Regions from separate parts of the Homo sapiens genome. Here region 1 is linked to region 2. A link is a loop called in an ENCODE intact Hi-C map of the cell type or tissue named here. Cell type or tissue: GM12878. All regions are shown on one strand. Each heading gives the region's core, and the rest is flanking DNA. Links, peaks and the distances in the headings are about the cores only. Region 1 overlaps NIPSNAP3B (nipsnap homolog 3B). Region 2 overlaps FSD1L (fibronectin type III and SPRY domain containing 1 like).

The links. Peaks named below come from ENCODE experiments on the same cell type or tissue, not always from the same donor. Only the 100,000 strongest peaks of a DNase experiment are listed, where the experiment ranks them.
Region 1: it touches region 2 in a loop (6-fold over the local background); 1 of 110 quality-filtered maps calls a loop at or near these places.

Annotation. Positions count from the first base shown.
Region 1 is chr9:104,768,733-104,780,709 of GRCh38, forward strand. It overlaps NIPSNAP3B (nipsnap homolog 3B), which reads left to right. Exons shown (of 6, transcript NM_018376.4): 3 at 131-289; 4 at 2,117-2,266; 5 at 4,090-4,176; 6 at 4,265-9,032. The coding sequence ends at 4,341. Among named protein-coding and RNA genes, the nearest start is that of NIPSNAP3B, 11 kb to the left of the region's middle. RefSeq lists an enhancer at 6,512-6,761. In GM12878, for the core only: no CTCF peak of the experiment used is centred there; a DNase peak (open chromatin) is centred at 6,779; H3K4me3 peaks cover 1,707 bases; H3K27ac peaks cover 3,577 bases.
Region 2 is chr9:105,494,304-105,506,280 of GRCh38, forward strand. The region is part of intron 7 of FSD1L (fibronectin type III and SPRY domain containing 1 like); the gene reads left to right. Among named protein-coding and RNA genes, the nearest start is that of FSD1L, 52 kb to the left of the region's middle. RefSeq lists enhancers at 6,234-6,353, 6,364-6,413. In GM12878, for the core only: no CTCF peak of the experiment used is centred there; DNase peaks (open chromatin) are centred at 6,338 and 9,768; H3K4me3 peaks cover 3,069 bases; H3K27ac peaks cover 4,430 bases.

The DNA.
Region 1 (11,977 bases), core at 3,296-11,295, 720 kb before region 2:
CATCTCCAGCGACATAATAACATGGGGTTCCCATATGGCCTTGCACGTTTGCTGAACTGAGTAAAATTCAAGTAAAAATATGGGCGATTTTAAATAAAAAAACATTTTCTTAACTATTTTCCTCCCATAGATAATTTTGCTCATCGAGCTGAAGTTCGGAAAGCCTTAGCCAACTGTAAGGAATGGCAAGAACAATCTATCATTCCAAATTTGGCTCGCATTGATAAACAAGAGACGGAAATTACTTACCTGATACCATGGTCCAAATTAGAAAAGCCTCCAAAAGAAGGTGAGTTCTTCCCTCTTAGACTATGAGTTTTAATGAGTAAAATACTAAAGACCTAAAGTTATAAAGAGTAAAGTTCTATAGGAAAAAAATATATAATTCTTTGTTTTATATAATAATATATGATGAGTCTGGAGATAAAAATGAATTAGAGACTGGGCGCGGTGGCTCACGCCTATAATCTCAGCACTTTGGAAGGCCGAGGCGGGCGAATCACTTGAGGTCAAGAATTCAAGATCCGCCTGGTCAACGTAGTGAAGCCCCATCTCTACCAAAAATACAAAAATTAGCTGGGTGTGGTGGTGCATGCCTGTAGTCCCAGCTACTAGGGAGGCTGAGGCAGGGGAATGGCGTGAACCCAGAAGGCGGAGCTTCCAGTGAGCCGAGATCTCGCCACTGCACTCCAGCCTGGGCGACAGAGCGAGACTCCGTCTCAAAAAAAAAAAAAAAAAAGAGAATTAGAGTTCTAGAGCTCTTTGCTTATCCTTAAAACATTGAGCTTATCCTTAAACATTGCTTATCCTTAAAACAAAAAATGAAGTATTTTTCCATATTGAAATCTAACGGATGCCTAACAAAAGTTGACATGGTCAATACAGGTGAAAAAGTGGGGCTTGGGAGCTAGGAAAACAGGTGTAGGTAGATGAGTCGTAGTTCATGAAATTTTGTCACAGTTTTAAAATGTATAAACTTTTAAATATAAAAGTATTTTTTCCACAAAGTCAGCTAATCTTAAATCATTAAGTACATCTTTGCTTGTAAACTGACTGTTTTGGGGGAATGAATTAACTTACACTGCTAAGCTACATTATTGTAGTTTAACTTTTGTGTCTTCCTCTTTCTTGTTTCTCAGTTTGAAAAGATTTGTCTTCTTCCTGATTTCACTTCTTGCTCACTAAAGGAAATAATTACCTCTATCTAATTTTAAACAGAGGTCAGATTCGAAAAGCATAAACTAATTTAAATTTCATTTTATGTCTCCCATAAACTCAACTTTGTATTTTATTTTAGATTATAAGAGATTTGAAAAGTCTTGTTTGGATTCTAATGTACTTAAAACTCCCCTTAACTTTCAGCACTAAGTAAAACAGTTGACTTCTCAGTGTCAAGTCTTATTAATAGTTCCCTTCCTCTATGTTGTTCATAATTCTTTAGTAACTTTGTATTTCTTTCCTTTTTCTTGTCCAATCTACCTTGTCCTCTAGTTTCTTTCTCTCCACCCATCTTATACTTCTGGCCAGAAGGTAGAATGGTTTTTAAGCATTTACCTGGATATTTAGGAAGAATAAAACCATCTCCTTGAGGGTTTTCTTTTTTTCCTTAAAGGCTCAGACATGACTTTGGGTCAACTAGAAATAGAATCCTACCGGAGAAAATTATACAAAGGAAAAAGTTATTTCCTCTCAAAATTGAAAAGGAGAAGGAAATGTAGGATATCAGAAAGTACTTCTCTTATGCATTTCTTTTTTAAAAAGTGTAGACAGGCAGCTTGAAAATTCTGCTTCATTATACATTCTCAGTATCTGTTTTCCTGACAAATTTTATAGATTAAAAATATTTCAGAGTGTAGTTTATATATAGCTTCCAGTCCTTTTTCTTTATTTTCTTTATGATTAATTTTAACAACTGACCCTTAAACATGGACAAAGACTTTCTAAACATAAAAGCAAAGAAAAATAATGCAGAGAATCAATAAATGTGACTGCATATGTATGTATACATGGATTATCCTCTAACTTCATTGGTTAGCCTTCTAATGAAATCAGGAAAACCTGGTTAGAAATTGTTTGAATGTCTTCTGTGAAATAATTATTTTTCTCCCTATTCTAGGAGTCTATGAACTAGCTGTTTTTCAGATGAAACCTGGTGGGCCAGCTCTGTGGGGTGATGCATTTGAAAGAGCAATTAATGCCCATGTCAATTTAGGCTACACAAAAGTAGTTGGTGTTTTCCACACAGAATATGGAGAACTCAACAGAGGTACAGTTGTCCATTTGTTCTATGAAGTTGCCATGTGTATTAGATCAGTTCGTCTCTCTTTTTCATTTTGGTACCTGTTTTAATTTTTATCTCCAAATTTTTAGAGTTTGTTGTTTATAGGATTGAAAAAATCTATAAGCATCTTATTTTACATCTTATTTTTTTAGAATGTTAATACTTTATGGAGCCTTTTTCAAATGCTGAACTGGTGTTTGTTTTTTAACTTTTATTTTAGGTTCACGGGGTACATGTGAAGATTTGTTACTTAGGTAAACCCATGTCATGGGGGTTTGTTGTACAGATTATTTAATCACTCAGGTATTAAGCCCAGTACCCAATTGTTATCTTTTCTAATCCTCTCCCTCCTCCCATCTTCCATTCTCAAGTAGACCCCAGTGTCTGTTGTTTCCTTCTTTGTGTTCATAAATTCTCATCATTTAGCTCCCGTTTATAAGTGAGAACATGTGGTATCTGGTTTTCTTTTCCTCTGTTGGTTTGCTGAGGATAATAGCCTCTAGCTACATCCATGTTCCCACAAAAGTTATAATCTGGTTCTTTTTTATGGCTGCATGGTATTCCATGGTGTGTATGTACCACATTTTCTTTATCCAATCTGTTGTTGGTGGGCATATAGGTTTTCATGAAAAGATTCCAAGTTTTTGCTATTGTGAATAGTGCTGCAGTGAACATTCACGTGCACATGTCTTTATGGTAAAATGATTTATATTTCTCTGGGTATATATCCAGTAATGGGATTGTTGGGTCGAATGGCAGTTCTGCTTTTAGCTCTTTGAGGAATCACCATACTGCTTTCCATAATGGTTGAACTAATTTACACTCCCACCAACAGGGTGTAAGTGTTCCCTTTTTTTCACAACCTCACCAGCATCTGTTATTTTTTGACTTTTTAGTAACAGGCATTCTGACTGGTGTGAGATGGTATCTAATTGTGGTTTATATTTGCATTCTCTAATGATCAGTGATATTGAGCATTTTCTCATAAGTTTGTTGGTCTCATATATGTCTTCTTTAGAAAAGTGACTATTCATGCCCTTTACCTACTTTTTAATGGGATTCTTTTTTTCTCTTATAAACTTGTTTAAGTTCCTTATAGAGGCTGGATATTAGGCCTTTGTCAGATGCGTAGTTTGCAAAAATTTTCTCCCATTCTGGAGGTTGTCTGTTTACTCTGTTGACAGTTTTTTTTTTGTTTTTTTTTTTGCTGTGCAGAAGCTCTTAAGTGTAATTAGATACCATTTGTCAATTTTTGTTTTTATCATGATTGTTTTTGGTGTCTTTGTCATTCAAAATTAATATCATTGACATAGAAAATTCTCACATTGTTGCAGCATTTTAAAAAATCTGTTACTAAGTATAATATACACTAAGACCCTAATTTGGTTTACTAATTTTTTTTAAAGGAAACACACCATATGTTGATAAAGGTTTATCTAGGCAGTTAAGATTATACTAACTTTTATTTTTTCTTTGTATCACCTAAATTTTCTACAGTAAACAATTTTTTATAATCTGCTTTTTTTAAAAAATAAAACATAGTAGGAAGTCATTAAACTCGGGTCTAGTCTTAATTGTGCCTTAAGCTGTGTTTCTTTGCATTCTCTCTTCAGCCTTATGTTTCCAGTTTAACTTATAAATTTATCTTCCAAATTTCTGATCCCTCTGAAATCTTATAACTAACATATTTAGTTTTACCTTTTGATTTTGATTTAAAGAATAAGACAACATTTCTGATTCACTTTTTCAATATTTCTTATTTGCTATTGCCATATATTTCAGAAACTACTTGTGGTTTATTTCTGCAGTTCATGTTCTTTGGTGGAATGAGAGTGCAGATAGTCGTGCAGCTGGGAGACATAAGTCCCATGAGGATCCCAGAGTTGTGGCGGCTGGTAAGCTGTTTCACTAAGCACGAATTATTTTTAGAACAAATGTGATTCAACCAATAACTGTATGCCTTCTTATGAAATGTTTTTCCAGTTCGGGAAAGTGTCAACTACCTAGTTTCTCAGCAGAATATGCTTCTGATTCCTGCATCATTTTCACCATTGAAATAGTTTTCTACTGAAATACAAAACATTTCATTAACTGCTCTAAGATGTGTCTGCTAATGGTGCTTAAATTCTCCCAAGAGGTTCTCGCTTTTATTTGAAGGAGGTGGTAAGTTAATTAGTTAATTTGCTGTGCTTCTTGCATTTTTGAAAGTTACATATTCTCCACTGCTTTAAGAAATAATTCAGTTCACTTTCACCTTGGCATTTCAGTATCTGTTACACATTAGAAGTAGTTGTCACTATTTCATCATCTTGGTTTTTCATTTGTTTTAGAATACCTCTTCTGTATTTTGATAACTCATTGCTTTATAGCATTTTCTTTTACTCAAATAAGGATTTTACATTTCCTTGCCTGACAGTATTTTTGAATTATTTATATAAAATATCTATCTTTTCATCATGTCTATAGTTCCTGAGATTTTAAAAAAATTTGCTTAGTAAAGGTTATTTTGTGATATAAAATGGGATTTATAAAAATATTAGATTGTTTATTTCTTTACTGTGGAAAAGTACAATGTCATCTGTATTAATTATTGCTTTTACATTCATTGATTATTAGTCATTCTAACTTGGAAAATAATGCAATTGGGTCACAGTGTTAAAAATCTAGAAAAGACTTGTTGGTTTATATGCTGAAATTGTTCATTTATAATTAATTTTACTAATTTCTACTTAGTTTGGATCACTAACAGAGATCTTGGGACATTTATTTGTTTTAAAGAAATATTTATGGTTATGGAAACGCTTGCCCTAATAAAAATCCTGCATATTCATTGTTTTTTTAAATTCACATTTTATACTTATATGATCTCTAAAGCTCTTGCTATGTTGCTATAAGACAGTAATATAGTGATAATTTACCAACTTTATTGAAAATGTTGTTACATCAATAAAATAGCATGCTGGGAACCTGAGAAGGAAGGTTTCTTTAGTACTGCCACAGATGTCCTGGAGTTTTCCTTGAAACATCTTTCATTTCCATTTTACTTGATGCCTCTACCTACTAAAACTAGATTTGGTACTTCCGATAGTGTATATTTACAGCTATATTATATTTACATTTTTACAGACTATCTTCTGATAATCTGTATTTACAGCTATGTTATTTTATATTTTTAAAATCTTACAGCTATAAAATAGTAAATTGTGAATTAGCTGTCCAAGGGCAATTTGGAAAACAAACTGTACAGTTTCCTCTCATTTATCAGGCTCTAAGCGATCTGCAGTTTATCTGGGCTATTATGCAATGTGAGATATTATTTATGAGAGGCAGGCAGTGGCAGCTTAAACAGACATACCTCCTCAGCATTCTTTTCCATGCAGAGTTCAAAGAGGCCTAAGACATCTCACATTTATGTGAAATAGTTGAGGCACAAGTATGTGGTTAACTACACATAAATTACCAATAAAATTAAAAGTTAACTAAAATACTACAGAAGACATTTAATATTTTGCTTCAGACTGTTATAGTACCTTAGGGTTATGAACATCAATTACCTTTGAGCCTTACTATATTTAAAGGGAAGGGGAAGCTGACATTTTTATCTTTTTTAATGGGTACACTCTACGTTACCTTAAAGGCTTCCCCGGTTTAAGCAAAAATAGAATTATGTGGTTTAAATCATATACCTTATTCTTCATACTTAGCTCCAAGTAGATTATGACTTTTCCTAAAACTTAACATGACAGAGATTTGCCTTCCAGGGGGTCTAATTTGAAGAGGAAAGTAATTTAAATGTATAGGTTTATATAATAGCATTGTATTTTTCTCTATTTTATTCATTCTTTCATTCTCTTCGATGACTCCCAGCACCTGCGCGTCCATCTTCATTCTTAGCCAATGACCTTTCCTTTTACTTAACAGAGAAAATAACAATCAGAAGAGTCTTCATAAGTTCCCACCCCGTCTGCCCGCTTTCTACAGCCAACCCCACATGCCCTGCCTTCTCTCCTTTCACTGTGGATGAACCGCCCGTGCCCCAAGCAAAGACAAACCCTCCACTTGAACACTCACTTGCTGAAGGATGTGGCTTAGGCAGTTTTCCTGTCTCCTGAAGCCACAGTATTCCCCTTCAACTGGATTCTTCTCCTCAGCATATAAATATACTTTTTTTTCCTATCTTTAAAAAAAAAAAAGAGTAAAATCACCCCATTTTTTTCCTTTACAATATGACTCAAAAGAGTAGTTCATACTTCCTGCCTCCATTTTCTTCCCTCACATTATCTCTTAAACATTCTCTGATCACGCCAGCCAAATTGCTCTTGTCAACTCATTTCCCAGTTCTCATTTCACTTGACTTGTTAGCAGTTGACCTCTCCTTTCTTCTGGGAAGTTTCTTCGTTTCTCCGAAACACTCACTGCACAAGCCTTCATATCTCCTAGTCTCCATCTTGTCTCTTTGACCTCTGATGTAAGGACTGAGTCCTTGGACCACTTCTCTTTTCTATTTATACTTACTCCCTGCGTCATCACCCCCAGTCTTGTGGCTTCAAATGCTATCTGTGTGTGGATAGCTCCTCCAGTCCACACCTCTTTTCTGAATCTTTTTTCAAATTCACACATGTGAATTTGAATTCCAGGCTCATCACATCCAGGTGTGTTCCCCACACCTCCACCTGAATGTCTATTAGAAATCTCACACCCCTCTTGTCCAAAACTGAGCTCTTGATCTTTAACCAGAAACTTTATCTCAGCTATTGGCAACTCCAGGTTTCTGTTTTGCTCAGGCCACAGACTTCAGAGTCATTCTCACACTGCCTTTTCTCTCATACACCATTATGTACCTGTCAGCAGGTCCCAAATATCTAGAATTTGATTGCTTCACATCCCTATAGCAACTCTCCTGGTTCAAGCCCATCATCATCTGGATTTTTGGGAAGTGGTCTTAACTGGTGTGCTGCCCTTCCCCTCTGCTCTCAACCCTATTTTCAACATAGCAGTCAGAATAATCTAAAATATAAACCAGATCATATCACTCCTCTGCTCAACACCCCCTCCCAATACCTTCATGTCATCCTCAGAGTTATTGTCCAAGCCTCTAACTGTGGTCTACAAGTCTTTACATGATCTGTCCTGTTACATTTTCCACTCTCGCTCCAGACCTGACCTAAGAGGCTTTTCTCTGAACTTGCTAAACATGCTCTTACCTGAGGGTCCATTCCCACTGCCTCTGCCTGGAATGCTCTTCCCCAGACATGCATCTGCGTGGATCATTTCCATGCCTCCTCAGGTCTTTGCCCTCATGAAGCCTTCCCTGACAACCCTATTTAAGATTGTAATCCCCTCCCACAGTGGCCCCTATCTGCTAGAGACTGAATGTTTTTGTCCCCCCAAAATTCCTATGTTGAAGCCTTAATCTCAACATAGGAGGTTTGGCCTTTGTGAGTTAGTTTTAGATGAGGTCATGTGGGTAATAGAATTAGTGCATTTATAAGGGCGTGAAGAGCCCTCACTGTGAGGAAACCAGAATGTAAGCCTTCACCAGAACTTCTTCATGCTGGCACCCTGGTCTTAGACTTCCCAGCCACTAGATCTGTGAGAAAGAAATGTTTGTTGTTTAAGCCACCCTGTCTATGGTACTCTTGTTACAGCAACCTGAACTAAGACACTATCCCTCTCCCCTGCTTTCTTTTTCTGTTATCACCATAATTAATGTTTTACTTATATATGATTTGTTAATGTATGTCTCTTCCCACTAGAAACCGAATTCTATGACAGCAAGGGTTTTTGTTTTCATTATTGTCATATTACCTGTGCCTGGCATGTGATAAGCCCTAAGTACTTGTTGACTGAATTAACATATGAGATCTGTGAGTCTGAAAAAAGAAGTACATCATTCCTTCACATGTCATTTTGAGCCACTGTTAACAGATTACATAACTGTTATTGGAAGTGCCTCACTACTCCATTTGGAAAGTATTCCTGGAATACACGATGAATGACTCAGTAGAAGTTCTGGCTATGGGGGAGTGCCATCAATAAATAAAAATAATACCATTGTCTGTTGGTTATAAGTTGCTGTCACAGACTATGAAGGTATTTGAATTGTATTTTCAGGAAGAGAAACAGATATGCAACCAATCTGATTTGGTTCCACACCCTGCCACAGAAGTCCCAAAGGAGAAGCAAATGCCACTTGTAGACTCAAACTCTGGACTTCATTCTCAGCACCATCTCTTAACCTACTGAGTAAATCCTATGAACCTGACTAGGGTGGCAACTGAAGTTGTAGTACTTTCTGTCTTCAAAGGAGGGTGAACCTGGAGTATGTTGGAAGAAGTGTTAGGTTCATTAGAGACACCTCTTTCATAACTGCTGTCACCTAGAATGTCTATTCTCTAAGCACCTTCTTGAAAGAAGCACATTCCCCCAGGAGGAGGAAATGGTTTGTTTTCTTTAGTGACAGTTGGCCCAGGATCCTAAGGTAAAGGAGTATGGGCACTAGACAAAATGAGTTTTATAATAGTCGATTGGAAGGAATGGAAGTTTTTGAATCACAGGCTTCTGCCTTGAAAGGGCAAGTCCGTGGTGGTCATGAACCACCCAGAGTGTGTACAAGGCTCCTGCCAGAAGAAATGCCTGTAGGATTAAAAGCAAAACAGCAGAATCAAAAAGGAAGGGCACGATGATGCCCAGGTGCAGCCTATATTATTAACAGACAAGGAAAGAATCCAAATAAAAGTTCTGTAAACCAGCTGTTGTCCTGTTTTCTGTTTCCCTTCAAAGCAAAAATATAGATTTGCATATATTTGCAGTCTCCCCTTCCTTGCCTCTCAGTCTTCCCTGAAAATCTATTCCAGTTAGGTCTGCATCCTTGTCATGCTGAAATGACTCTTAGGAAGGTCACCAAGGACCTCTGTCTTAACAAATTCAATAGCCATTCCTGCCTTTACTCATTTACATTCCTTACTCATCTTCTCAGCAATGTTGGACATAATTGACAACTTCTGCCTTCCTGAAACAATAATTCTCTGAGCTTCAACATATGGCATTATACTCTTCAGATTTTACTCTCTCTCACTGGCCAGTCCCTCTCAATTTCCCTGGCTAGCTTCTCTTCTAAATGTTATAGGATCTCAGGCTCAAGAATGTTCCCTATCTTCATTCTCTCTAGGTAATCTCATTCAGTCCCGAGGCTTAAATATATACGTACCAATAACTTGCACACTTTTTTTTTTAGATGGAGTTTCGCTCTTGTTGCCCAGGCTGGAGTGCAATGGTGCGATCTCAGCTCACTGAAACCTCCGCCTCCCAGGTGCAAGCGATTCTCTTGTCTCAGCCTCCCAAGTAGCTTGGATTACAGGCATGCACCACCATGCCCAGCTAATTTTTTTGTATTTATTAGAGATGGGGTTTCACCATGTTAGGCTGGTCGCAAACGCCTGACCTCAAGTGATCCACCCGTCTCGGCCTCCCAAAGTGCTGTGATTATAGGCGTGCACCACCACGCCCAGCCAACTTGCACACATTTATCTTATTTTCCATCATTGCCCCTGAGCTTCAGACTGAAATACCCACTGCATTTTTAACACAACCATCTACCTAGTTCAGGTCACAAACTAGAAGTCACCTTGCTAGCTCTCTTTCCCTCAGCCCTTACATGCAGTCTGTCAGCAAGTCCTGCTGGATCTATCTCCAAAGTGGATACTGAACATTACCATAGCTCCCTATCTGTTGCTACCATCTTAGTTCAATCCACCATTATCTATTAGTCTTCCTACTGTCCTTTCTTCCCATAGTAGCCAGTGTTCTTTCTGAAACAGTAGGTCACACCACTACTGTTTAAAACTCTCCAGTGGCTCCTTGTTGCACTAACAATAAAATCCAAATACCTTAAAAAGGCTGGCGAGATCCTGTGAGATGTGGTCCCTGCTATCTCTCCAGTTCCACCCCCTGCCACTCTTGTCCTTGCTAACTCAGTACAAGAGACATTAGTACAGATAGCTCTTTTACCACCTCAGCTTGCCAAGCTTTTTCCCACTGGGGCTTTTGCAACACTTATTCTTTCTTCCGGGAATATCCTTCGCACCCACCTTGAAAGGCTGCTCCTGCTCTTTTTATTCGATTCTGAGCATGTCACTCCTCAGAAAAGGCCATCTCTGACTTCTCTCCATTGTTATCCAATTACCATGTCTTATTTTCTTCTTAGCACCCATTGCTGTCAAAATACATTAGATGTGTTTGTCCACACATCATCTTTCACCACTGAAATATAAATTCATTAGAGCAGGAATTCTATTTTCTTCTACATTGTACCCCCTAGTACCTAGAGAAGTATCTGGCATACAGTAAAGTTCAATAAATATTTGTTAAATTAATGTATATTGATGCTGATGTGATTTTACAAGGTCAATTTTAACTGATACCTAACTTCAACAAAAAGAACCCTCTGCCACTTGACTGAACCTGTACCTTTGGACGAGTTTCTTATCCACTGAGCTGTAATTTACTCATATGTAAAATGGTACTTTTTACCTCATAGGGCAGGTGTTGAGAATTAAATGAAGTGCATGACAACACAGTAAACACTTGAAAACTGAAGCTAAGTGGGTTTTTTTTTTTTTTTTACTTAATGTAAACATTACCATTACAAAGTGCCAAGTTTTTTGAATCTGGAAAAGTTCTTTTGGGCTTTTCTACAGATAGAAGAATGTTTTAGTCAAGGCTCATGGGTAGGGCCAGGCAAGGTGGCTCATGCCTGTAATCCCAGCACTTTGGGAGCCCAAGGCAGAAGGATCACCTTAGGTCAGGAGTTTGAGACCAGCCTGGCCAACGTATAGTGAAACCCCATCTCTACTAAAAATACAAAAATTAGCTGGTTGTGGTGGCGCATGCCTGTAGTACCAGCTACTTGGGAAGCTGAGGAGAATCGCTTGAACCCGGGAGGCGGAGGTTGCAGTGAGCCAAGATCATGCCGCTGCACTCCAGCCTGGACGACAGAGCGAGATTCTGTTTCTCAAAAACAAAAACAAAAAGCAAAAACAAAACCTCATGGGTAACATATTTTCATCTAAATTACCTGCCTTTTTATTTTTCAATAAAGTTTTTTCCTCTCCCTCGTCATTGTTCACGAAGAAACAGTGTTCTATGATTTCATTAAAGTCACTATAACATGAACTTCAAGATAGGAGGATGAAGTTGTGATGCTGATGCTCAGGGGGCATCTTGGCTCACTTGAAGCCAAGATTTTTCTGCACACAAAGTTCAGATCTGTGCCACAGGAAAAGGACTGCTCACGACACTGTCACAGCCATTCCTGAGGTCACAAATAGAGACAGCCTCTTGTACTTCCTCAAAAGGACTGTTTGACAGGGATTCTTCAAGTAGCAAAATAAGCAGACATCTCTTTCTGAAACTGATTCTTAATGAGCTATGAAAAATACATTTACATTTATCAGCACTGCTCATATGTTGTCTGCACAGCACTTATTACAGGAAAAAAGGAAGGAATCACCGATATTAGTATCATTTCTGTTTCCATATCTACTTCGCCTTCCTGCTCACCATTGCCACCACCCCCAGCACCTTCCCAGTATAACTGCTACATTGTGTCCTTATATTTTTGGTTGAATAAACAAAAGGACACTGAAGGCTGCCTTTGTAGCTTCCCCTATACCAAGTGAACATTTATTAAATAAG
Region 2 (11,977 bases), core at 1,940-9,939:
GCTTCTGCATTCTTCACGTAGTTCTCGAGCCTTGGCTTTCAGCTCCATCAGCTCCTTTAAGCACTTCTCTGTATTGGTTATTCTAGTTATACATTCGTCTAAATTTTTTTCAAAGTTTTCAACTTCTTTGCCTTTGGTTTGAATTTCCTCCTGTAGCTTGGAGTAGTTTGATCGTCTGAGGCCTTCTTCTCTCAACTCGTCAAAGTCATTCTCCATTCAGCTTTGCTCCATTTCTGGTGAGGAGCTGCGTTCCTTTGGAGGAGGAGAGGCGCTCTGGTTTTTAGAGTTTCCAGTTTTTCTGTTCTGTTTTTTCCCCATCTTTGTGGTTTTATCTACTTTTGGTCTTTGATGATGGTGATGTACAGATGGGTTTTTGGCGTGGATGTCCTTTCTGCTTGTTAGTTTTCCTTCTAACAGACAGGACCTCAGCTGCAGGTCTTTTGAAGTTTGCTAGAGGTGCACTCCAGACCCTGTTTGCCTGGGTACCAGCAGCGGTGGCTGCAGAACAGTGGATTTTCGTGAACCGCAAATGCTGCTGTCTTATCGTTCCCCTGGAAGTTTTGTCTCAGAGGAGTACCCGGCCGTGTGAGGTGTCAGTCTGCCCCTATGGAGGGGGTGCCTCCCAGTTAGGCTGCTCGGGGGTCAGGGGTCACGGACCCACTTGAGGAGGCTGTCTGCCTGTTCTCAGATCTCCAGCTGCATGCTGGGAGAGCCACTGCTCTCTTCAAAGCTGTCAGGGACATTGAAGTCTGCAGAGGTTACTGCTGTCTTTTTGTTCGTCTGTGCCCTGCCCCCAGAGGTGGAGCCTACAGAGGCAGGCAGGCCTCCTTGAGCTGTGGTGGGCTCCACCCAGTTTGAGCTTCCCGGCTGCTTTGTTGACCTAAGCAAGCCTGGGCAATGGCGGGTGCCCCTCCCCTAGCCTCGCTGCCACCTTGCAGTTTGATCTCAGACTGCTGTGCTAGCAATCAGCGAGACTCCGTGGGTGTAGGACCCTCGGAGCCAGGTGCGGGATATAATCTCCTGGTGCGCTGTTTTTAAAGCCCGTCGGAAAAGTGCAGTATTGGGGTGGGAATGACCTGATTTTCCAGGTGCCGTCTGTCACCCCTTTCTTTGACTAGGATAGGGAACTCCCTGACCCCTTGCTCTTCCCGAGTGAGGCAATGCCTCGCCCTGCTTCGGCTCGTGCAGGGTGCGCTGCACCCACTGTCCTGCGCCCACTGTCTGGCACTCCCTAGTGAGATGAACCCGGTACCTCAGATGGAAATGCAGAAATCACCTGTCTTCTGCGTAGCTCACGCTGGGAGCTGTAGACCGGAGCTGTTCCTATTCGGCCATCTTGGCTCCAGCTCGGGTTGTTTCTTTTCTTATTGTTGAATATTAAGAGTTCTTTGGGCCGGGCGCGGTGGCTCACGCCTGTAACCCCAGCATTTTGGGAGCCCGAGGCGGGCAGATCACAAGGTCAGGAGATCGAGACCATCCTGGCTAACATGGTGAAACCTCCTCTGTACTAAAAATACAAAAATTAGCTGGGCGTAGTGATGGGCGCATGTAGTCCCAGCTCCTCGGGAGGCTGAGGCAGAATGGCATGAACCCGGGAGGCGGAGCTTGCAGTGAGCCGAGATTGCACCACTGCACTGCAGCCTGGCAGCAGAGTGAGACTCCATCTAAAAAAAAAAAAAAAAGAAAAGGAATTCTGTGTAGTCCTTATCAGATGTTTCTTTTGCAAATATTGTCTCCCTGTCTGGCTTTTTTTCCCCTTGACGATGTCTTTTACAGAGCAAGATTTTTAATTCTAATAATGTTTAGCCTATCTTACTGTTTCTTTCATGAAGCTTGCCTTTGGTTCCTTTGATCTATTTGTCTCTTCTTTCACCAGTACCAGGTCTTGATGACTGTAGCTTTTTTTTTTTTTTTTTTTGTGTCGGAATCTCGCTGTGTCGCCCAGGCTGGAGTGCAGTGGCACAATCTCTCTGCTCACTGCAAGCTCCGCCTCCCGTACTATGTCTGAGAGTTGACTAGTTTCAGTCTTCCAACTTTGATCTTCTTTTTCAATACTGTGTTGCCTTTATCTGGATCCTTTGCCTTTCCATATAAACTTTAGAGTCATCTTATTGATATCCACAAAATAGCTTACTGGGATTATGATTGGGATTGCAATCAATCTGTAGGTCAAATTGGGAAGAACTGACATCTTAAGAACATTGAGTATTTCTATCCATAAACATTGGAATGTCTCTACATTGATTTAGTTCTTTGATTTCTTTCATTAGAGTTTTGTAGTTTTCCTCATATAAACATGGAACATATTTTGTTAGATTTGTATCAAAAGATTTCATTTTGGGGGTGCTGATGTAAATGGTATTGTGTTTTAATTTCAAATTTCACTTGTTCATTTCTGGTATACAGGAAAGTGGTAGGCCTTGTATCCTGCAGCCTTGCTGCAATCACTTACTAGTTTCAGGAGTTTTTTGTTGATTCTTTTGGATTTTCTACCTAGATGATCATGTTGTTTGTTAACAAAGACAGTTTTATTTCTTTCTTCCCAACCTGAATACCTTGTATTGTCGTACTGCATTACCTAGGACTTCCAGTACTATGTTGGAAGCAGTAGAAAGAGGGGGATCCTTGCCTTGTTCCTGAACTTAGTGGAAACATTTTGAGTTTCTCTCCATTAAGTATGGTGTTAGCTGTAATTTTTTTTGTAGCTATTTCTTAACAAGTTGAGTTGAGGAAGTTCCTTTCTGTTCCTATTTCACTGAGAGTTTTTATTTTGAATGAGTGTTGGAATTTGTGAAATGCATTTTTTGGCATCTATTTTTATGATTGTGAGATTTTTCTTTTTAAGCCTGTTGATGTGATGGGTTACATTGATTTTTCAAATGTCGAACCAGCCTGCATACTTGGAATAAATACCAGTTGGTCAAGGGTATAATTCTTTTTGTTAATTGTTGGATTTGATTTGCTATATTTTGTTGAGGATTTTTCACATCTAATTTATGAGACATACTGGTTTGTAGTTTTCTTTTGGAGTAATATCTTTGTCAGTTTTGGTATTAGGGTAATGCTGGCCTCATAGAAAGAGTTAGGAAGTATTCTCTCTATTTTTCTCTTCTGCAAGAGATTGTAGAGAGTTAGTGTACTTTTGTCCTGAAAAGTATGGTAGAATTCACCAGTGAACACTTTTGTGCCTGGTGCTTTCTGTTTTGGAAAGTTATTAGTATCGATTCAATTTTTAAAATAGATAGAGGCCTATTCAGATTGTCTGTTTTCCTTGTGGGTTTTGGCAGATTGTGTCTGTCATAGAATTGGTCCTTTTGGGTTATCAAATTTGTGGACATAGAGTTATTCACAGAATTCCTTGATTAGCTTTTTAATGTCCATGGGATCTTTGTTGATGCCCCCTCTTTCATTTTTGATACTAGTTATTTGATACTAGTTATTTATTGATTCCATTGATCTGTCAAAGAACCAGGTTTTGCTTTCAGGATTTTTTTCCATTGATTTCCCTCTTTTCAGTTTCATTGATTTCTGTTCTTGTTTTTTGTTTGTTTGTTTTTAGAGATAGAGTCTTGCTCAGTTGCCCAGTCTGGAATGTAGTTATATAATCATAGCTCACTGCAGCCTTGAACTCCTGGGCTCAAGGGATCTTCCTGCCACAGCCTTCTCAGTAGTTAGGACTACAGGCATGTGCTACCATGCCCAGCTAATTTAAATCTTTTTTTGTAGAGATGGGGTCTTACTGTGTTGCCTAGACTGGTCTCAAACCCCTGGCCTCAAGTGATCTTCCCACCTCAGCCTTCTAAAGCACTGGGACTACAGGTGTGACTACCACACCCAACCTGATTTTTGTTCTAATTTTCATTATTTCTTTTCTGCTTGCTTTGGCTTTATTATTATTATTATTATTATTATTATTATTATTGTTTTTAGTTTACCAAGGCGAAAGCTTAAATTACTTGTTTTAGATCTTCTTTTCTAATATAATCATTTGTCAGTGGTGGGGATACATTCTAAGAAATGTGATGTTTGGCAATTTTGTCATTGTGCAAACATCATAGAGTGTATTTACACAAACCAAGATGGTATAGTCTCCTACACATCTAGGCTATATTATATAGCAGATTGTTCCTAGGCTACAAACCTGTACAGCATGTTACTGTACTGAATACTGTAAGCAGTTGTAACACAATGATAATAATTTGTGTATCTAAACATATCTAAACTTAGAAAAAAATACAGTCAAAATATGGTATTGTAATTTTATGGGACCACTTTTGTATATGTGGTCTGTCATTGACCAAAATGTTGTTATATGGCTTATGGCTCATGACCATATGTGCATTCAGTGTTATAATTTCCCTCTAAGCACTATTTTCGTTGCATTCAACAAATTTTGATAAGTTGTGTTTTCATTTTCATTTAGTTCAAAATATTTTAAAATTTCTCTTGAGATTTATTCTTTGACTATGTGTTGTTTAGAAGTGTGGTTTTTATATTTTTAGTAGAGATGGGGTTTCGCCATGTTGGCCAAGCTGGTCTTGAACTCCTCATCTCAAGTGATCCGCCCCCCTCCCAAAGTGCAAAGATTACAGGCATGAGCCACCGCGCCCATGCTAGAAGTGGGTTGTTTAATCTCAAAGTATTTTGGGACTTTGCAGCTATATATCTTTTTCTGTTAAGTGATTTCTAATTTAATCATTGCATGATTTCTATGCTTTTGAATTTGTTAATGTGTGTTTTACAGCCCAGAATGTAGTCTTTGTCTTGGCAAATGTTCTATAGGAGCTTGAGAAGGATGTATATTCTGCCATTGTTGGTTGAAGTAGTCTGTAGATATCAATTACATGCAGTTGATTGATGGAGTTGTTGAGTTCAACCATGTACTTAGTGATTTTCTGCCTCTCTCCCATCACTTGTATCATTGTTGTCATTTATTTCACTTATGCAGCAGTATGTGTAAGCACAGATACACCACACACATTCAAATAAATAGTTGCCCTTATTGTTTTGAATTAACTGTTACTGGTTAGATCAGTCAAGAATAAGAAAAATAAGTTTTTATTTTACCTTCACTTATCCTTCTCCATTGCTCTTTGTTTCTTTGTCTTTAAAGAACTTTTTAAAAACATTTCTTCATAGCATGTCTATTGGCAACAGATTTCCTCAATTTTTATTTGTCTGAGAGAGTTTTTATTTCTCCTTCACTACTGAAGGATAATTTCAAGGTATACAGAATTGCTCCTCTATAGGTAAGGTCCCCTCCTCCGCCCCCACCTGGCTTCTTTCAAGTGTTTTCCTTGTCTTTGATTTTCTGTGGTCTGAATATATGCCTAGATACAGTTTTTGTTTATGTGTGTATGGCAGGGAGCATTTATTTTGGTTGATGTTCCCTGAGCATCCTAGATCTGTAGTTTGGTGTCTGATATTAGTTTGGGATTTTCTCAGTCATTATTGTTTCAAATATATCTTCTGTTCCTTTCTGTCTTCTTCTTCTGTAATTTCCATTATACATATTTACTCCTTTCGTACTTCCACAGTAAATTTTGGATATTCTGTTCTGTGGGGTTTCTTCCAATCTTTTTTGTCTTTGCTGTTTCATCTTGCAGGTTTCTATTGAGAGATCTTCAAACTCAAAAGATTCTTTCCAGTCAGCTATTAAGTCCATTAAATTATTCTTAATTTATGGTACAGTGCTTTTTATCTTTAGCCTTTCTTTGCGGTTTTTTCTTAGAATTTCTAGCGCTCCACTTGTATTGCCCATCTGTTCTTTTATGCTGTCTACTTTCTCCATTTTATGCTCTCTGCTTTCTCCATGAGAGCCCTCAGAATATTATAGCTGTTTTTAATTATTGGTCTGATAATTCCAGCATTTCTGCCATATCTGAGTCTTGTAATTTTTTCTTGATGACCAGACATGTATTGGGTTAAAGAAACTGATGTAAACTGGCCTTTATTAATGTGGTAGTAAGGTGTGTGGGAGGGGCAGCATTCTGTAGCACCATAATTAGGTCTCAGTCTTTTGGTGAGCCTGTGCCTCTGGACCGTGAACTTTGCAAGGGACTTCTCAGTTTTCCCCACTCCTTATTCCTGGATTTTTCGGTGGAACAGGATGGCTGGAGTGGGCTGGGGTTGGTCTGGGTATTTCCCTTTGCCCACATGGAGTAGCTCATTGGAGTTGGATATTTCCCTTTCCCCAGGTCACTTAGTCTCTGTTAAAACCCCAACAGATTAGACTATGATTAAATAGTTTCTCTTAAGGGAACAGAAACTCTGATGTATTTCAAAATACTTCCTTTTCTCCTCCCCCTGCTGTGGAAGCATAAGGGGATTTTTCTCTGTTAGTTATTCATGGTGAGAACCTGGTAAGCTCCTGGAGGTAAAACTCACAAATGTGTGGGGACACTCCTATGACTGGGTCTCCTTGGAGCTGGACTCTCAGACATTCTGCTGTATTCCTTAAGTAAGTACAATTTCAATTAAAATTTAAATAAAAATTTTGCCAAGGGATTATAATCTCAAGCATTTGAGATAGTTTATTTCCCTTTCATTTCCAAATGGAGTAGTTTTATGGAGAAAACTCAGCTTAATAATATCAGAAAGGCTTTTCTAATAGCCACAACTGACTAACTATGACAAGATCAATTTTAGGAAATAGTAACTCTTCCCATCACTAAAATAATTCGGTAAGAAGCTTGACAATAACTTGAAGCCAGTGTTGTAAAGGGAATCCATTCATCAGAAGATATTGACCAGTGCTTCTCAAACTTTAAAGTGCATGCAAATCAACTGCAGATTCTGATTCAAGAGTCTTAGTGTTGGACTTGAAGTAACTTAGGCTTATTTTTGCACACATTCAAGGTGAGAAGCACTGCCTTATTTATAAAAGCTCAGCAATATAACACAATAAAATTGTTTTATGCGGGATTTTTTTTTTTGCTATCATAGGATCCCTCCAGAGTATGGTAGTTATATGATAGTTATAGCAGTCTATGATAGTATATGAGTCCTCTTCTTTTCTATTTGAAATTTTTGAAGTTTTTTTCAGATTGTGTCCTCTTGCTCTGGCTTTCATGAATTCTTTAAGGTGACACTGTTGCTTATTTCTAAAGTTCCCATCGTTTACAGTTTTTTATTGTTTGAGACAGGGTATTTCTCTATCACCCAGGCTGGAGTGCAGTGGCATCATCATAGTTCACTGTAGCCTCTAACTCCTGGCTCAAGCGGTCTTTCTGCATCAGCCTCCTGAGTTGCTAGGACTACAGGTGCATGCCACCACACCCAGCTAATTTTTAATTTTTTTTTTTTTTTTTGCAGAGATAGAGATCTCACTGTGTTGCTCAGGCTGGTCTCAAACTCCTGGCCTCAAGCCATCCTCTAGCCATAGTCTCCCAAAGTGCTGGGATTATAGGTGTGAACCACTGCACCCAGCCATCATTTCCGCGTTTACATCTGTGTTCTTCTTATTGGTCATACTTAGGTCCAAAAAAGTTAGTTTACCAAACACAGACTGTACTTTCCAGGTTATTAAATTATCAATAAGGCAAATTCAGAACTTTTCAGAGATTCTGCCTTTAGGTTCCTTTAGTTTTCCAGGTCAGTTAGGTTCCTATCATTCATCCCTTTGTGTTAGTTTTGTAGATCACTCATTTCCACCTGGCCAGATAGTTTAACTTTCATGTATATTTTTTTCTTTTTATCATTATTCAGATATCTTTCTGCATGTTACTGCTCTTCGATTTTATATATTTTTATATACTAACATATATGGCCTTAGCTTAGAGTGCCTTTCTTTAAGAATAGTAAAGGCTGTTGTCTCTAAGTCAAACTGCTTATGTTTAAATCCTGTTTCTTCTTTAATTGTCTAGCTGTGCAATCTTGAGCAAGTTACTTTGACATCTTTGAGCCCCTAATAAAGATAATGATAATATAAAGTTTATGGTATTGTAATGGTAAGGATTAATATGGAAAGCACTCAATAAATGATAGCTATTGTTGTTACTACCATTATTCGTTTTTACTTTTCTATTTAACTTAGGAAGAAAACTTTGATTGTTGCCTTTGAAATTGTATATTTTACTTTGTATTTATCTTAGGTTCACTTTTTTACTCATACTTGGAGAATTTACGTGTTGATTTATAGCAGTTGAGGCTTTAACTGTTTTCTATCCCCTTCTCAGTTTTCTCATGTGAATGACTGATACCAATGATAACATTTTTCCCCCATAATGTTTTCTGTTGTAAGTAGAACTTTTCTCCCCTAAAATCCAGTGTATACATCTTCATTTTCTTTATCTAGGTTTCCCATCACTTCTGCATTCTGACAGAGAGTGCACATACACATAGATATTACTACTACTTTGATAAAAAAAAATGATTTAAAACGCCGTCTTCTCAACCTTACTTCTTCCCTTCTTTTGGGCTTTCAACAATGGCTTAACAGACCAAGACCATGCTTATTGTACAGTCAAATAGATTGCATGAACAGTTAGGATTTCCCTTTTTGGTAAAATGAGGTATGATTAAAAAAAAAAAGAAACCTTTTTCTGGAGGAGTTTCGTCCAGAAGGAAAACTGTAATAAGATTTTTTTTTTTTTTTTTTGAGACAAGGTCTTGCTGTGTTGCCCAGGCTGGAGTACAGTGGCACAACCACTGCAGCCTCAACCTCCTGGGCTTAAGCAACCCTCCTGCCTCAGCCTCCTGAGTAGCTGGGACCACACAGGCATGCACCGCCATACCCAACTAAATTTTTCTGATTTTTTTGTCAAAGTGAGATGGGGTCTCACTTTGTTGCCCAGGGTGGTCTCAAACTCCTGGGCTCAAGTGATCCTCCTGCCTCAGCTTCTTAAAGTACTAGGATTACAGGCATGAGCCACTATGCCCAGCAGAAAAATGTAGTAGGTTTTAAAAATTCATGAAGGATGCATTTAAATCTCTAATTTTTAATATTCTGTAGCATAAAAATTTTCTATAAGATGGAATCAAATTAACTTATAAAATGAAGAAATATCTATTAATTCCATAAATGCCACTATAATGTATCCTATAGTACATTATATGTAGTAATATTAGTTATGGACATACCTGAGTCTTAACAGTGGAAGTGACGATGATCAATGACAATTACAAAGTCATTATCTACTCTTAGCCATTTCTTATGCATTGAAATTTTGACTTTATATCCTTTCTCCTTTCTGGAGCTAAGAAAATAAGTCTGGCAATGCTGATGCCACTTACCTTTTACATTCAGGTGCAGAGAAAACATTTAGCAAATTCTTCAACTAATTTCTACACTATTGCTAGTTCATCACTGTTGCTTTATGGAAGTATGTAGGTAGATGTGTGGATTGCTTTCCTTCCAAAGACTTCTGCCTTGCCTAAGTAATATTTATATGTTATAAGTACACTATCTTTCATCTTCCCCTGAATTTGTATGCCGTATTTGATGAATTGTTTTCTTACTTCTATATAGAATCTAGAGTGAACTTCCCACGTTAGCTCCAAGTCAACCTAAATTTGACATACCACTCTTAAATTATCTAAATATCTTTGTCCCTCCCACGTGTCACCACTTTCTTATTTTTTTTCTTTTTAACCTCAGTTTCCATTTTGTCACTTGACTTTCTTTTGGGGACCATTATTCACAAGAAAGAAGAATCTGCCTGCCAGTGCAGTCTTACTAGAATGGCAGCTGAATTGAGATGTAGATAGCAGGGTGCTAACTAGTCCTACTCACCAATTAAGTGACTTTTTTTATACCAACCTCTCAGGACTTTCAGTTGCAGATTTATGACTCAGCAAAATTTTCACATTGCTACAGGCCATAGGCCTTTACATTTCCTTACATGTAGGCATAGCAGAGCATATTAAATTCATGAATGCCTATAGTCTCTTTATTCTCTTGGCAGTGAATAGTCTACAATTCTTATGTTTCAGTAGTAGACACTACCAAATATGTATTATAAGGACAGAAATCCTACAAGACAGATGAAGGAAACTCATGGTTATGACAAATAATAAATGCTTTTTTGGTTGTCAGTTGTCTTACTAATAAGTTATATCCAATTCTAAGTATTTATTGTACAATTACACATGTAGAATTTAACTTTGGGAAGACTCTAGTTAGTGGAAATGGATCATCCTTTCTAAGTCAAATTTTTCCATCTTGGTGTTATTTTACTGGGTTTATTATTTGTTAGCTCTCATGTTGCTTTGCATCTTAACTTTAATATGTAATTCTTTTGTTGTTGTGGTTTTGAAAAAAATTAGCAAGAGTCATCTCTCAGTATTTGTGGGGGACTGGTTCTAGCACCTTCGTTGAATTACCAAAATCCACAGATGCTCAAGTCCCTAAAAAATGGTTATTTGCATGTAACCTATGCACATCCTCCCATATACTTTAAGTCATCTCTAGATTACTTATAATACCTAATACAATGTAACCACTATGTCAATAGTTGTTATACTGTAGTTTTAAACTTTTTTATTGTTGTATTGTTATTTTTATTTTTTCCGAATATTTTTTGATCCAAGGCTGATTGAATCCGTGGATACAGAGGGCCAACTTTGCTTTGTTTTTTAGAACAGGGTTATATTTGTGGAGAATTGAGCATGATAATACAGAAAGTTACCATAAACCCACTACCTCCTCCATATACAATTTCCCCTGTTATTACTATTCTGCATTAGTGGGGTACATTTGATATAACTGATGAATCAACAGTGATACATTATTAGCTAAAGTTCATATTTTATATTAGCATTTACTCTTTGTGTTAAACAGTTCTGTGGGTTCTGATAAATGTATAGTGTCTTATATCTACCATTATATTACCATATAGAATAATTTCACTGCCCTAAAGTTCCTTTCTGTTCCGCTTATTCATCTCTTATATCCTGCAACCCTTCTGTGATCACTTGTTAGTTCCAGGAATTTTATTCTTTGTTGTTTTTTTGTTGTTGTTGTTTTGTTCTTTTTGAGACGGAGTCTCGCTCTGTTGCCCAGGCTGGAGTGTAGTGGCACGATCTCGGCTCACTGCAATCTCTGCCTCCTGGGTTCAAGCAATTCTTCTGCCTCAGCCTCATGAGTAGCTGGGATTACTGGCGCATGCCACCACACCTGGCTAATTTTTGTGTTTTTAGTAGAGACGGGGTTTCACTATGTTGGTCAGGCTGGTCTCGAACTCCTGACCTCGTGATCTGCCTGCCTTGGCCTCCCAAAGTGCTGGGATTACAGGTGTGAGCCACTGCGCCTGGCCTGTTTTTTGAATTTTCTACATAGGCAGTAATGTCATCCACAAAGAGTTTTATTTTTTACTTTATAATTGGTATTTTTCTTGTTTCATTGATATCATTATATAATTTTTCTGCAATTGATGTGATAGAATACATTAATTGATTTCAAATGTTTAACTAGCCTTGCATACCAGGAATAAATCTTTTGAATTCTTTTCTTTAGCAGTAAAATGTTTAAATCTGGTAGCTGCTGGACTGCATAGTTTCACCCAGTTCAGACAAGTCCGTATCACTGGAGGAACATGTTCTACATTTGTTATGTCAGTGGATCATGTGTTAATGTTAAAAAGCTATGAAATATGTCTTTCATGGAAAAGAAATTAATGTTCATACATTTTAAATGTGGCTCATTTACTTCAGTTTATTTTAATGAACTGTAGAACTCTTGGGAGAAACATTTAAAAATCCTTAAGTATTTTGCAGGGTTGGGAAACAAGATTTTAAAATACATTCAAGAGGGAAAATACACTCTTGAATTATTTCAGTCATTATATTCAAAGCAATTTATTCTATTTGTTAATATTGATTTAATTTATATTCTACAGCTATTTGAAATATCAATTAAAAATATAATGTGTTCAGAAGTAGCAAGTTATTCTCGATTCCTTATCCTTAGTGTGTGTACTTTGAAAATAGTTATTTTACATTTATGGGCTTTCCTTTTGCTTAATCTGATCTACTTTTG